2 separate regions of the Mus musculus genome follow, and region 2 is linked to region 1. A link is a loop called in an ENCODE intact Hi-C map of the cell type or tissue named here. Cell type or tissue: gastrocnemius. All regions are shown on one strand.

Region 1 (8,000 bases):
TGTGTAGAGAAAGGCCATTGACTTGTTTGAGTTAATTTTATATCCAGCTACTTCACCAAAGCCGTTTATCAGATTTAGGAATTGTCTAGTGGAATTTTTAGGGTCACTTATATATACTATCATATCATCTGCAAAAAGTGATATTTTGACTTCTTCTTTTCCAATTTGTATCACCTTAATCTCCTTTTCTTGTCGAATTGCTCTGGCTAGGACTTCAAGTACAATGTTGAATAGGTAGGGAGAAACTGGGCAGCCTTGTCTAGTCCTTGATTTTAGTGGGATTACTTCCAGCTTCTCACCATTTACTTTGATGTTGCCTACTTGTTTGCTGTAGATTGCTTTTATCATGTTTAGGTATTATCCTTGATTTCCTGATCTTTCCAAGTCTTTTATCATGAATGGGTGTTGGATTTTGTCAAATGCTTTCTCCTCATCTAAAGAGATAATCATGTGTTTTTTGTCTTTAAGTTTGTTTATATAATGGATTACGTTGATGGATTTCCATATATTAAACCATCCCTGCATCCCTGGAATAAAACCTACTTGGTCAGGATGGATGATTCCTTTAATGTGTTCTTGGATTCGGTTAGTAAGACTTTTATTGAGGACTTTTGCATCGATATTCATAAGGGAAATTGGTCTGAAGTTCTCTATCTTTGTTGGATCTTTCTGTGGTTTAGGTATGAGAGTAATTGTGGCTTCATATAATGAGTTGGGTAGAGTACCTTCTACTTGTAGTTTGTGGAATAGTTTGTGCAGAACTGGAATTGGATCTTCTTTGAAGGTCTGATAGATCTCTGCACTAAACCCATCTGGTCCTGGGCTTTTATTGGTTGGGAAATTATTAATGACTGCTATTTCTTTAGGGGTTATGGGACTGTTTAGATCGTTAACTTGATCTTGTTTTAACTTTGGTACCTGGTATCTGTCTAGAAATTTGTCCATCTCGTCCAAGTTTTCCAGTTTTATTGAGTATAGCCTTTTGTAGAAGGTTCTGATGGTGTTTTGGATTTCTTCAGGATCTGTTGTTATGTCTCCCTTTTCATTTCTGATTTTGTTAATTAGAATGCTGTCCCTGTGCCCCCGAGTGAGTCTGGCTAAGGGTTTATCTATCTTGTTGATTTTCTCAAAGAACCAGCTCCTTCTTTGGTTAATTCTTTGAATAGTTCTTCTTGTTTCCACTTAGTTGATTTCTCCCCGGAGTTTGATTATTTCCTGCCATGTACTTCTCTTGGGTGATTTTGCTTCCTTTTTTTCTAGAGCTTTTAAGTGTGTTGTCAAGCTGCTAGAGTGTGCTCTGTCTAGTTTCCTTTTGGAGGCACTCAGAACTATGAGTTTACCTCTTAGAAATGCTTTCATAGTGTCCCATAAGTTTGGGTATTTTGTGGCTTCATTTTCATTTAACTCTTAAAATGTCTTTAATTTCTTTCTTTATTCCTTCCTTGACCAAGATATCATTGAGAAGAGTGTTGTTCATTTTCCACGTGAATGTTGGTTTTCCATTATTTATGTTGTTATTGAAGATCAGCCTTAGTCCATGGTGGTCTGATAGGATAAATGCGATGATTTCAATATTTTTGTATCTGTTGAGGCCTGTTTTGTGACCAATTATATGGTCGATTTTGGAGGAGGTACCATGAGGTGCTGATAAGAAGGTATATCCTTTTGTTTTAGGATAAAATGTTCTGTAGATATCTGTTAAGTCCATTTATTTCATCACTTCTGTTAGTTTCACTGTGTACCTGTTTAGTTTCTGTGTCCACGACCTGTCCAATGATGAAAGTGGTGTGTTGAAGTCTCCCACTATTATTGTGTGAGGTGCAATATGTGCTTTGAGCTTTACTAAAGTTTCTTTAATGAATGTGGCTGCCCTTTCATTTAGAGTACAGATATTCAGAATTGAGAGTTCCTCTTGGAGGATTTTACTTTGATGAGTATGAAGTGTCCCTCTTTTTTTTTTTTAATAACTTTTAGTTAGAAGTTAATGTTATTCAATATAAAACGGCTACTGCAGCTTGTTTCCTCATACCATTTGCTTGGAAAATTGTTTTCCAGACTTTCACTCTGAGGTAATATCTGTCTTTTTCCCTGAGATGGGTTTCCTGTAAGCAGCAGAATGTTGGGTCCTGTTTGTTTAGCCAGTCTGTTAGTCTATGTCTTTTTATTGGGGAATTGAGTCCATTGATATTAAGAGACATTAAGGAAAAGTAATTGTTGCTTCCTATTATTTTTGTTTTTAGAGTTTGCGTTCTGTTCTTGTGGCTGTCTTCTTTTTAGTTTGTTGAGGGATTACTTCCTTGTTTTTTATAGGGTTTGGTTTCCGTCCTTGTTTTTTTTTTTTTTTTTTTTTTTTTTTCTGTTATTATCCTTTGAAGAGCTGGATTTGTGGAAAGATAATGTGTGAATTTGGTTTTGTCGTGGAATACTTCAGTTTCTCCATCTATGGTAATTGAGAGTGTGGCTGGGTATAGTAGCCTGGGTTGGCATTTTTGTTCTCTTAGTGTATGTATGACATCTGTCCAGGATCTTCTGGCTTTCATAGTCTCTGGTGAAAAGTCTGGTGTAATTCTGATAGGCCTGCGTTTATATGTTACTTGACCTTTTTCCCTTACTGCTTTTAATATTCTATCTTTATTTAGTGCATTTGTTGTTTTGATTTTTATGTGTTGGGAGGAATTTCTTTTCTGGTCCAGTCTATTTGGAGTTCTGTAGGCTTCTTGTATGTTCATGGGCATCTTTTTCTTTAGGTTTGGGATGTTTTCTTCTATAATTTTGTTGAAGATATTTGCTGGCCCTTTAAGTTGAAAATCTTCATTCTCATCTACTCCTATTATCTGTAGGTTTGGTCTTCTCATTGTGTCCTGAATTTCCTGGATGTTTTGAGTTAGCATCTTTTTGCATTTTGTCTTTTCTTTGATTGTTGTGCTGATGTTCTTTAAGGAATCTTCTGCACCTGAAATACTCTCTTCCATCTCTTGTATTCTGTTGCTGATGCTCATATCTATGGTTCCAGATTCTTTCCTAGGTTTTCTATTTCCAGCGTTGCCTCACTTTGGGTTTTCTTTATTGTGTCTACTTCCATTTTTAGGTCTTGGATGGTTTTATTCAATTCCATCACCTGTTTGGTCGTGTTTTCCTGCAATTCTTTAAGGGATTTTTGTGCTTCCTCTTTAAGGTCTTCTACCTGTTTAGCAGTGTTCTCCTGTATTTCTTTAAGTGAGTTATTAAAGTCCTTCTTGATGTCCTCTACCATCATCATGAGATATGCTATTAAATCCAGGTCTACCTTTTCAGGTGTGTTAGGGTGCCCAGGACTGGTTGGGGTGGGAGTTCTGCATTTTGATGATGGTGCGTGGTCTTGGTTTCTGTTAGTAAGATTCTTACGTTTGCCTTTTGCCATCTGGTAATCTCTGGAGTTAGTTGTTATAGTTGTCTCTGGTTAGAGCTTGTTCCTCAGGTGATTATGTTAGCCTCTATCAGCAGACCTGGGAGACTAGCTCTCTCCTGAGTTTCAGTGTTCAGAGTACTCTCTGCAGGCAAGCTCTCCTCTTTCAGGGAAGGTGCCCAGATATCTGGTATTCGAACCCGCCTCCTGGCAGAAGTTGTGATCCACTTACAGAGGTCTTAAGATCCCGTGAAGGGTCCTGTGGATACCTTGCGGGTGTCCGCAGACTCAGCGTCCAAGGTACCCCAGTGTTGGCATGGACAGGAAGGGACTTGTGCCCCTGATCTGGCCAGGTTTTCTGCTTCCCTAATTAATGCAGTCTCAGGTCCCACACAATTGGATTGGAGCAACAGCTGTGTTCCACTCACCAGAGGTCTTAAGATCCCGTGGAAGGTCTTGTGGGTAGCTTGCAGGTGTCCGCAGACTCTGTGCCCAAGCTACCCCAGTGCTGTCGGGGACCAAAAGGGCGATCTGCAGGATTAATATAGTAAAAATGGCTATCCTGCTGAAAGCAATCTAGAGATTCAATTCAATTCCCATCAAAATTCCAACTCAATTCTTCACTGACATAGAAAGGGCAATTTCCAAATTCATCTGGAAAAATAAAATCCTAGAATAGCAAAAATTATTCTCAAGAATAAAAGAACCCCTGGCAGATTCACCATGCCTAACATTAAGCTGTATTACAGAGCAATTGTGATAAAAATTTCATGGTACTGGTACAGAGACATACAGGTAGATCAATGGAATAGAATTGAAGACTCAGAAATGAATCCACAGCCCTATGGTCACTTAATCTTTGACAAGGGAGCTAAAACCTTCCAGTGGAAAAAAGACAGCTTTTTCAACAAATAGTGCTGGCAGAACTGGAGGTATCATGTAGAAGAATGCAGATTGATCCATTCTTATCTCCTTTTATAATGCTCAAGTCTAATTGGATCAAAGACCTCCACATAAGACCAGAGACACTAAAATTAATAGAGGAGAAGTAGGGAAAAGTCTCAAAAATATGGGCACAGGGAAAAAAATTCCTAAACAGAACAGCAATTGCTTGCTCTGTAAGATCAAGAATTGACAAATGGGACCTCATAAAATTGCAAAGATTATGTAGGGCAAAAGACACTGTCAAATAAGACAAATAGGTCACAAACAGATTGGGAAAGGATTTTAACCAATACTAAATCTGATAGGGGACAAATATCCAATATATACAAAGAACTGAAGAAGCTGGACTCCAGAAATTCAAATAACCCCATTAAAAATGGGGTTCAGAGCTAAACAAAGAATTCTCAACTGAGGAATACTGAATAGCTGAGAAGCACCTGAAAAAATGTTCAACATCCTCAATCATCAGAGAATTGCAAATCAAAACAACCCTGAGATTCCACCTCACACCAGTCAGAATGGCTAAGATCAAAAATTCAGGTGACAGCAGATGCTGGCGTGGATGTGGAGAAAGAGGAACACTCCTCCATTGTTGGTGGGATTGCAGGCTTGTACAACCACTCTGGACATCAGTCTGGCTGTTGTCTCATAAGGTTGGAATGTCTTGATGCCAACATACCTCCCTTCTTGTTATTATAAAGGGAAGGGAAAAAAAGAGAGGGTGAAACTGATGGTGAAAAGGGAATGAGGGTGTCATGTCTCTTAAGCTACTTCCTGCTGTCTAGGGTCATTGTCAATTTTGGGGCATAGCTGGCTTTCACCATCAGGATCCACTTGATAATCGTTCACATCAGTTCCACTGTGGACAGTGGCACCATTGTGGGCAGTGGCTGATAATCCTGTAACAGGAGCTGATTAATAGTTTGGTTAGAATTTTTTTTTGTATTTGTTGTTGGAGGAATGTAGAAACAAGATTAGTGAGGCAAGGATCCAGGAATTAATAACACCGGGAGAATGACTAGGAAAGGTGTTATGAAAGGGAGCATCCACTTTCATATAGGATTTTCAAAAACCCAATAACTGTTTTTCAGTCTCTGGAGTTCGTGATGTCTGAATGTAGCTCCTGGATTTTATTTCTCACTATCCTGGATTGGTTGAAGTGTAGAAACAGCATTCCTCTTGGAGGAACAGGCAAAGACCACTTTCTTTAGCCATCAGGACATCTAGCCACTGTTGGTTTTGAAACACCACAGCTGCCAAAATATCTGTTTCTTGAATCCCTTGGGTCTTGTATGTAGAAAAAGAGTGTATTTCTGTGTTGATAGAAGAAATGATTGATCCGTGATCCTAGCATATGTATCTGACATAACCAATATCTGCAGCCCATATTTTTCTGGCCACCTTATACAATAATCTTTTGTCTGATCAAAGAGAAAACAAGTATAGAGATCATAATATTTAGATGGGTTAATAGATACAGTGATGATAGAAATTTGGATCAGTTCCTGGAACACAGCTATGGAGCAGTTTCTTGACCCTATTTGGAAAGACTGTTTTATTTCTGTGGGGATTTCTTGGACTTTGAATATCTAGATGTAAGGGCTTCTCTGGATGGAAATGAACAACAGGAGGAAGATGAAGAACCCACAACTAATCCAGTGTCTAATCCAGTGAGGTTGAGCTCAGCTAACAGAGTAGACTTTTATTTTCTGGGATAGGGGACAAGACTGGTTGTATTGACATCTTCTGGAACTTAACAGAGAACAGTACTGTTAGGGTCGATGTGTATAAAAAAGGGTCATTTTTAGGTTGAGAAATGAAAGGTTTAAGGTGAGACAGATGAACTCAATGAGAGAGTACCTCAAATTTAGCAGCTGTAGGGATCACGAGGATTACCTTAAAAGGGCCCTGCTATTTGAGAGAGAGGGGTGAGGGCCGATGATCTGGAGGAGATAAAAGGACTTGGTCTCCAATGTTAACAGGCAGTGGACAGGAGACAGAGTATGGCTGGGGTAGGTGGTGATCAACAAAGTTTCATAGGAGAGGATGGAGAAAGGAAAGTAGTGGGGTAAGTAAATGGTCTGAGAGGGAAGAGCACTTAGGTGAAAGACCAGAAGTTAGGATTGGACATTCATACATGAGTTCAAAGGGCGAGATGAGGAGAGGTTATTTGGGGAGAGCTTGTAGCCTGAAAATAGCCAGAGGTAAGATTTTTACCCAATCATGGTGAAGTTCTTGTGACAGCTTAACCGGAGTGGTTTTTAAAGAGTGGTTAGTTCTTTCTACCTTACCTGATGATTGAGGGTGGTAGGGAATAAGAAAATGCCAGGGGATGTCTAGGGCCTTAGATAGGATTTAAGACACTTGGGAAGTAAATTTACGACCATTGTCTGATTAGAGATAGGCTGGGATACCAAACGAGGGGATGATCTCTCAGAGAAGGAGATCAGAGACTGTCTGGACCTTTTTGCTAGTTTTGGGAAATGCCTCTACCCACCCTGAGAAGGTGTTCACCAAGACCAGGAGGTACTTGCCATGTCTGATAGTGGGCCATAGCCAAGCCTAGAAGATCAGTTGGAGGGTTATCTGGAGGTGATGTCCCTCTGTTATGTGTAACATGAGGGCAATCAATAGCCCAGTGTCCCTCTTGGTGACACCTAGGGCATGGCCCCCTTGGCTTGTGGAGATTAGAACAGGCATTTGCCCAATGACCTAATGGACCACATTTGTAGCAGGTAACTTGTGGTCTCTGAGTCTTAGAAGACCATGAGTCTGGGACAGCGGCTGGGGCTGGTTGGACAGCCTTTGCTAGCATATTGTATTTTTGTTTGTGGACTTTCTCATTTTTCCTATGGTACACTTTGAAGGCCAGTGCTAAGTCTTTTGCCTGTGGAGTTAAGAGTCCTCTCTTCGTATTTTTAAGTTTAGTTCTTAAGTTGGGTAGCTCTGGGAAAAGAAGTAGGTCATCAGAAGTTGCTACCTTCTGGGTTTTCAGGATCCAGATTGGTAAGCTGGAATAAAGCCTTTTTGAGGTGTTCTAAAAACAGATGGATTTTCCTACTTATCTTGGACAGCCTCTTGGAGTTTTTCAAAATTTATCAGCTTTAAAGCTGCCTTTCTTAGGCCCTCCAAGAGACATGTAATAAACCTGTCTCTGGCTAAAATATCACCTGTGGAATTATGATTTCATTGAGGATCCTGGTCAGGCACAGTCTCTGATCTGATTTGGTATGTTCTATCTGTTTGATGAATTTTATCTGCTCGTGCTCTCATTTGTTTCCAAACTTGCCTGCCTTCCTCAGGGAGTAAGTTATTAGTAAGAATCATACGTATATCATGGAAAGTCAAACTGTAAGACTGAGTAATATATTGAAACTCTTTAATAAAGGTGGAGGAGTTATAAGAACCCAGCCACTTTTCTATCTGAGAAAGTTCACTCAGTGAGAAAGGATCATGTACTCTGACAAGGCCATCTACCCCAGCAACTTCTCTTAGAGGAAGAACCGTTGCTGGGTCAGGTTTCAGGAGAAATGGACTTGGAGGTTTGACTGTGGCCTCAAAGAGAGTGATAGGCAGAGTGAATGATAGACGCCAAGGGAGATTGTATGAAGGAGATTTAGAGGTAGTAGGCTCTGGGTTATCTCGGTGAGGAGAAACTCAGGCAAGAATT
Region 2 (8,000 bases), 170 kb before region 1:
ACCATAGCGATTCCTTGATACACCACCACATTAGAAAAGCAAGATATGGATCTAAACAAACTTCTCATGATGATGATGGAGGACTATAAGAAGGAAATAAATAATTCCCTTAAAGAATTACAGGAGGAAACATCCAAACAGGTGAAATAGTTGAAGAAGACCATCCAGGACCTAAAACTAGAAGTAGAAATAATAAAGAAATCACAAAAGGATACCACTTTGGAAATAAAAAACTAGGAAAGAAGACAGGAGCCATTGATGCAAGGATAACCAACAGAATATGAGAGAGAAGAGTCTCAGGTACAAAAGACACCATAGAAAACATTGACACACCAATCAAAGAAAATGCTAAATGCAAAAAGATCCTAACCTAGAAAAATCTAAGAAATCCAGGACACATTAAGAAGACCAAATCTAAGGATAATTGATATAGATGAGAAGGAAGATTTCCAACTTAAAGGACGATTAAATATATTCAACAAAATAATAGATGAAAACTTCCCTAACCTAAAGGAAGAGATGCCCATGAACAAACAAGGATCCTAGAGAACACCAAATAGACTGGACCAGAAAATAAATTCCTCCTGACACATAATAATCAGATCAACAAATGCGCTAAATAAAGGAAGAATATTAAAAGCAGTAAGGGAAAAATGTCAAATAACATACAATGGTAGACCTATTAGAATTACACCTGACTTCTCCTCAGAGACTATGAAAACCAGAAGATTCTGGGCAGATGTCATACAGACCCTAAGAAAACACAAATGCTAGCCTAGGCTACTATACCCAACAAAATTCTTCATTACTTTAGATGGAGAAACTAGTGTAATCTAAGACAAAACCATATTTACACAATATCTTTCCACAAATCCAGCCCTTAAAAGGATAGTAAAGGGAAAATTCTAATAAAAAGGAGGAAACTAAGCAAGAGAAAAAGCAAGAAAGTAATCTTTCAACAAATCTAAAGAAGATAGCCACATGAACAGAATTCCAACACTAATAAAAAAAATAACAGGAAGTGACAATTACTTTTCCTTAATAACTCTTAATATCAATGGACTCAATTCCCTAATAAAAAGACATAGATTAACAGACTGGTTACATAAATAGGACCCAATTTTGCTACATACAGGAAACCCACCTCAGGGAAAAAGGCAGACACCACTTTAGAGTAAAAATATGGAAAAAAACTTTCCAAGCAAATGGTCCCAAAAAACAAGCTGGAGTAGTGATTCTAATATCGAATAAAATCGAAGTTCAACTTAAGATCTGAAAAAAAGATAAGGGGGATGCACTTCTTACTGATCAAATGTAAAATTTACCAAGATGAACTCTCAATTCTAAACATCTCTGCTCTAAATGCAAGGGCATCCACATTAATGAAAGAAACTTTGTTAAAACTCAAAACATATATTACACCTCACAAAATAATAGTGGAAGACTTCAAAACCCCACTCTCATCAATGGACTGATGCTGGAAACAGAAGCTAAACAGAGACACATTGAAACTCACAGAAGTTACGAAACAAATGGATTTAACAGAAATCTAGAGAACATTTCATTCTAAACCAAAAGGACATACATTCTTCTCAGCACCTCATGGTACCTTAACAAAACTGACCATATATTGGTCACCAAACAGGTCTCAATAGATACAAAAATATAGAAATTACCCAATGCACCCTATCAGATCACCAAAGACTAAGGCTGATTTTCAATAACAACATAAATAACAGAGAGCTCACATACACATGGAATCTGAACAACATTCTACTCATTCATAACTTGGTCAAGGATGAAATAAAGAAAGAAATTAAAGACTTTTTAGAGTTTAATAAAAATCAAGCCATAACATATCCAAACTTATGCAACACAATGAAAGCAATCCTAAGAAGAAAACTTATAGGTCTGAGTGTGTCCAAAAATAAACTGCAGAGAACATACACTAGCAGCTTGACTATACTCCTAAAATTTTGAGAACAAAAGGAAGCAAATTCACCAAAGAGGAATAGATGGCAGGAAATAATTAAACACAGGGCCAATATCAATGGCGTGGAAACAAAAAGAACTATACTAAGAATCAACCAAACCAGGAGCTGGTTCTTTGAGAAAATCAACACAATAGATAAACCTTTGGCCAGACTAACTAGGGGGCACAAGGACAGTATCCTAATTAACAAAATCAGAAATGAAAAGGGAGATATAACAGCAGAATCTGAGGAAATCCAAAAAAAAAAAAAAATCATCAGATGCTACTACTCAACAAAACTGTAAAACCTGGATGAAAAGTTAAATTTTCTAGACAGATACCAGGTACCAAAGTTATACCAGGATCAGATTAACAATCTAAACAGTCCCATAGCCTCTAAAGAAATAGAAACACTTATTAATTGTCTCCCAACTAAAAAAAGTCCAGGACAGGTGGGTTTAGTACAGAGTATGATCAGACCTTCAAAAAATACCAAATTCCAATACTCCTCAAACTATTCTACTAAGTAGAAACAGAAGGCATTCTACCCAATTTGTTCTATAAAGCCACAATTACTCTGATACCTAAGCCACACAAAGACCCAAGAAAAAAAGAGAACTTCAAATATAAATATCAATGCAAAAATACTCAATGAAATTTTCACAAACCAAATCCAAGAACACATCAAAATGATCATCTATCATTATCAAGTAGGCTTCATCTCAGGGAGGCAAGGATGGTTCAATATACGGAAACTCATCAACTTAATCTACTATACAAACAAAGTCAAAGACAAAAAAAAAAAACCCATGATCATCTCATTAGATGCTGAGAAAGCATTGGACAAAGTCCAATACCCATTCATAATAAAAGTCTTCGAAAGATTAGGAATTCAGTGCCCATACATAAACAAAATAAAAGCAATATACAGCAAACCAGTAGCCAACATCAAACTGAAAGGACAGAAACTTGAAGCAATCCCACTAAAATCAGGGACTAGACAAGGCTGCAAACTCTCTCCCTAGCTATAAAAATAGAACTTGAAGTCTTAGCCAGAGCAATTAGACAACAAAAGGAGATCAAAGGAATACAAATTGGAAAGGAAGTAGTCAAAATATCACTATTTGCAGATGATAGGATAGTATATATAAGTAACCACAAAAATTTTACCAGAGAACTCCTAAACCTGATAAACAACTTCAGTGAAACAGACGTAAAATTAACTCAAACAAGTCAATGGCATTTCTCTATAAAAAGGATAAACAGGCTGAGAAGGAAATTAGTGGAACTATAACCTCCAAAATAGTCACAAATAATGTAAAATACCTTGGTGTGACTCTAACTAAGGAAGTGATAGATCTGTATTATAAGAACTTCAAGTCTCTGAAGAAAGAAATCAATCTGCACAGGTGAGAATGTGGACTACAGAAGCTAACAGCTTCTGGGACAGGTGGGAGCCACAGAGCTTTTGAGGCAGCCCCCTTTTTGGGCACCAGACTTCGGACACCTTCCCACCAGAGGATAGGTGTCTGCCCTGCCCGGGAGCACTTTGCCTGAGCATAAGCAACAGACATCTTGGTTCTGGGACTCCACCAAGAATGTTCTGCACAGGTGAGAATGTGGACTACAGATGCTAACAGCTTCTTCGACAGGCCGAAGCAACAGAGATTCTGGGACAGGTCCTGTTTTGGGCCTTCATCTTCAGCCAGGAGGGAGGTCCAAACACCAGATATCTGTGTACCTTCCCTGTAAGAGCAGAGCTTGCCTGCAGAGAGTGCTCTGACCACCGAACACAGAGGAGAGAGCTAGTCTCCCAGGTCTGCTGATAGAAGATAACAGAATCACCTAAGGAACAAGCTCTAACCAGAGACAACTATAACAACTAACTCCAGAGATTACCAGATGGCAGAAGGCAAGCATAAGAATCTTACTAACAGAAACCAAGACCACTCACCATCGTCAGAACCCAGTACTTACACCTCGCCCAGTACAGGGCACCCCATCACACCCGAAAAGCTAGACCCGGATTTAAAAGCATATCTCATGATGATGGTAGAGGACATCAAGAAGGACTTTAATAATTCACTCAAAGAAATACAGAAGAACACTGCTAAACAGGTAGAAGACCTTAAAGAGGAAGCACAAAAATCGCTTAAAGAATTGCAGGAAAAAACGATCAAACAGTTGATGGAATTGAATAAAAGCATCTAAAACCTAAAAGGGGAAGTAGACACAATAAAGAAATCACAAAGTGAGGCAACGCTGGAGATAGAAACCCTAGGAAAGAAATTTGGAGCCATAGATGTGAGCATCAGCAACAGAATACAAGAGATGGAAGAGAGAATCTCAGGTGCAGAAGATTCCATAGAGAGCATCAGCACAACAATCAAAGAAATGGAAAATACAAAAAGACCCTAACTCAAAACATCCAGGAAATCCAGGACACAATGAGAAGACCAAACCTATGGATAATAGGAGTAGATGAGAATGAAGATTTTCAACTTTAAGGGCCAGCAGCTTACAGGAAACACATCTCAGGGGCAAAGACAGACACTACCTGAGAGTGAAAAGCTGGAAAACAATTTTCCAAGCAAATGGTATGAAGAAACAAGCTGGAGTAGCCATTCTAATATCGAATAAAATCGACTTCCAACCCAAAGTTATCAAAAAGACAAGGAGGGACACTTCATACTCATCAAAGGTAAAATCCTCCAAGAGGAACTCTCAATTCTGAATATCTATACTCCAAATGCAAGGGCAGCCACATTCATTAAAGAAACTTTAGTAAAGATTTAAGCACACATTGCACCCCACACACTAATAGTGGGAGACTTCAACACACCACTTTCACTAATGGACAGATCATGGAAACAGAAACTAAACAGGGACACAGTAAAACTAACAGAAGTTATGAAACAAATGGATCTAACAGATATCTACAGAACATTTTATCCTAAAACCAAAGAATAACCTTCTTCTTAGCACCTCATCGTACCTTCTCCAAAACTGACCACATAATTGGTTACAAAACAAGCCTCAACAGATACAAAAATATTGAAGTTGTCCCATGCATCCTATCAGATCACCATGGACTAAGGCTGATCTTCATAACAAAATAAATAATACAAAGCCAACATTCACGTGGAAACTGAACAACACTAGAAATAGAAGAGTAGAAGTAGTAGAGTAGAAGACAGGAGTCTGGCTAAGGTTTATCTATCTTGTTGATTTTCTCAAAGAACCAGCTCCTCCTTTGGTTGATTCTTTGAATAATTCTTGTTTCCACTTGGTTAATTTCGCCCCTGAGTTTGATTGCTTCCTGCTGTCTACTCCTCTTAGATGAATTTGCTTTCTTTTGTTCTAGAGCTTTTAGGTGTGTTGTCAAGCTGCTAATGTGTGTTCTCTCTAGTTTCCTTTTGGAGGCACTCAGAGCTATGAGTTTCCCTCTTAGAAATGCTTTAATTGTGTCCCATAAGTTTGGGTATGTTGTGGCTTCATTTTCATTAAACTCTAAAAAGTCTTTAATTTCTTTTATTATTTCTTCCCTGACCAAGGTATCATTGAGAAGAGTGTTGTTCAGTTTCCACATGAATGTTGGCTTTCCATTATTTATGTTGTTATTGAAGATCAACTTTATTCCATGGTGGTCTGATAGGATGAGTGGGAAGATTTTAATATTTTTGTATCTGTTGAGGCCTGTTTTGTGACCAATTATATGGTCAATTTTGTAGAAGGTACCATGAGATTCTGAGAAGAAGGTATATCCTTTTGTTTTAGGGTAAAATGTTCTGTAGATATCTGTTAAGTTTATTTGTTTCATAACTTCTGTTAGTTTCACTGTGTCCCTGTAAATTTCTGTTTCGACGATCTGTCCATTGGTAAAAGTGGTGTGTTCAAGCCTCCCACTATTATTGTGTGAGGTGCAATGTGTGCTTATGCTTTACTAAAGTTTCTTTAATGAATGTGGCTGCCCTTGCATTTGGAGCATAGATATTCAGTATTGAGAGTTTCTCTTGGAGGTTTTACCTTTCATGTGTATGAAGTGCCCCTCCTTGTCTTTTTTGATAACTTTCAGTTGTAAGTCGATTTTATTTGATATTAGAATGGCTACCCCAGCTTGTTTCTTTAGACCATTTGCTTGGAAAATTGTTTTCCAACCTTTCACTCTGAAGTAGTGTCTATCTTTTTCCCTAAGATGGGTTTCCTGTGAGCAGCAAAATGTTGGGTCCTGTTTGTGTAGCCAGTCTGTTAGTCTATGTCTTTTTATTGGGGAGTTGAGACCATTGATGTTTAGGGATATTAAGAAAAAGTAATTGTTGCTTCCTGTTATGTTTGTTGTTAAAGTTGGCATTCTGTACTTGTGGCTGTCTTCTTTTAGGTTTGTTGAGGGATTAACTTCTTGTTTTTTCTAGGGCGTGGTTCCCATCCTTGTATTGGTTTTTTTCTGTTATTATTCTTTGAAGAGCTGGATTCGTGGAAATATAATGTGTGAATTTGGTTTTGTCATGGAATACTTTGTTTTCTCCATCAGTGTTAATTGAGAATTTGGCTGGGTATAGTAGCCTGGGCTGGCATTTGTGTTCTCTTAGTGTGTGTATAACATCTGTCCAGGATCTTCTGGCTTTCATAGTCTCTTGTAAAAAGTCTAGTGTAATTCTGATAGGCCTGCCTTTATATCTTACTTGACCCTTTTCCCTTAGTGCTTTTAATATTCTCTCTTTATTTAGTGCATTTGTTGTTCTGATTATTATGCATCTCAAGGAATTTCTTTTCTGGTCCAGTCTATTTGGAGTTCTGTAGGCTTCTTGTATGTTCATAGGTATCTCTTTCTTTAGGTTTGGGAAGTTTTCTTCTATTATTTTGTTGAAGATGTTTGCTGATCCTTTAAGTTGAAAATCTTCAGTCTCATCTACTCCTATTATCTGTAGGTTTGGTCTTCTCATTGTGTCTTATATTTCCTGGATGTTTTGAGTTAGGATCTTTTTGCATTTTCTATTTTCTTTAATTGCTGTGCAGATGTTCTCTATGGAATCTTCTGCACCTGAGATTCTCTCTTCCATCTCTTGTATTCTGTTGCTGATGCTCACATCTATGGTTCAAGATTTCTTTCCTAGGGTTTTGATCTCCAGCGTGAACCACTTTCAGGTTTCTTTATTGTGTCTACTTCCCTTTTTAGGTCTAGTATGGTTTTGTTTATTTCCATCACCTATTTGGGTGTGTTTTCCTGTTTGTCTTTAAGGACTTCTACCTGTTTGGTTGTGTTTCCCTGTTTTTCTTTAAGGACTTGTAACTCTTTAGCAGTGTTCTTCTGTATCTTTAAGTGAGTTATTTAAGTCCTTCTTTATGTCATCTATCATCATCATGAGATATGCTTTTAAATTCGGGTCTAGCTTTTGGGTGTATTGGGGTGCCCAGGACTGGGTAAGGTGGGAGTGCTGAGTTCTGATGATGATGAGTGGTCTTGGTTTCTGTTAGTAAGAGTTTTACTTTTGCCTTTTTGCCATCTTGTAATCTCTGGAGTTAGTTGTTATAGTTGTCTTTGGTTAGAGCTTGTTCCTTAGGTGATTCTGTTATCTTCTATCAGCAGACCTGGGAGACTAGCTCTCTCCTGAGTTTCAGTGGTCAGAGCACTCTCTGCAGGCACGCTCTCTTCTTGCAGGGAATGTGCCCAGGTATCTAGCATTCGAAGCTGCCTCCTGGCAGAACTTGTGTTCCACTCACCAGAGGTCCTAAGATTCCGTGGAGATTCCTCTAGGGACCTTGAGGTTGTCCGGTGACTCTGCGCCCAAGGTGACCCATTGTTGGCCGACTGGAAGGGACTTGTGACCCAGGTCAGGCCGGGTTTTCTGCTTTCCTAATTAATGCTGTCTCAGGTCCTGTGCAATTGGATTGGAACAGAAGTTGTGGTCCACTCAGCAGTGGTCCTAAGATCCTGTGGAGAGTCCTCTGTGGACCTTGGGTGTGTCAGGCAACTCCGTGCCCAAGGTGACCCAGTACTGGTGCTGACTGGAACGGAGCAGAAGTATTT

What was found. A loop is a pair of places that touch in the nucleus more often than their neighbours do. Peaks named below come from ENCODE experiments on the same cell type or tissue, not always from the same donor. Only the 100,000 strongest peaks of a DNase experiment are listed, where the experiment ranks them.
Region 2: it touches region 1 in a loop (23-fold over the local background); 10 of 42 quality-filtered maps call a loop at or near these places.

What each region holds. Positions count from the first base shown.
Region 1 is chr10:47,561,046-47,569,045 of GRCm38, forward strand. No RefSeq gene overlaps it. Among named protein-coding and RNA genes, the nearest start is that of Gm35552, 530 kb to the left of the region's middle. In gastrocnemius, no CTCF peak of the experiment used is centred here; a DNase peak (open chromatin) is centred at 3,767.
Region 2 is chr10:47,389,569-47,397,568 of GRCm38, forward strand. No RefSeq gene overlaps it. Among named protein-coding and RNA genes, the nearest start is that of Gm35552, 360 kb to the left of the region's middle. In gastrocnemius, no CTCF peak of the experiment used is centred here; no DNase peak of the experiment used is centred here.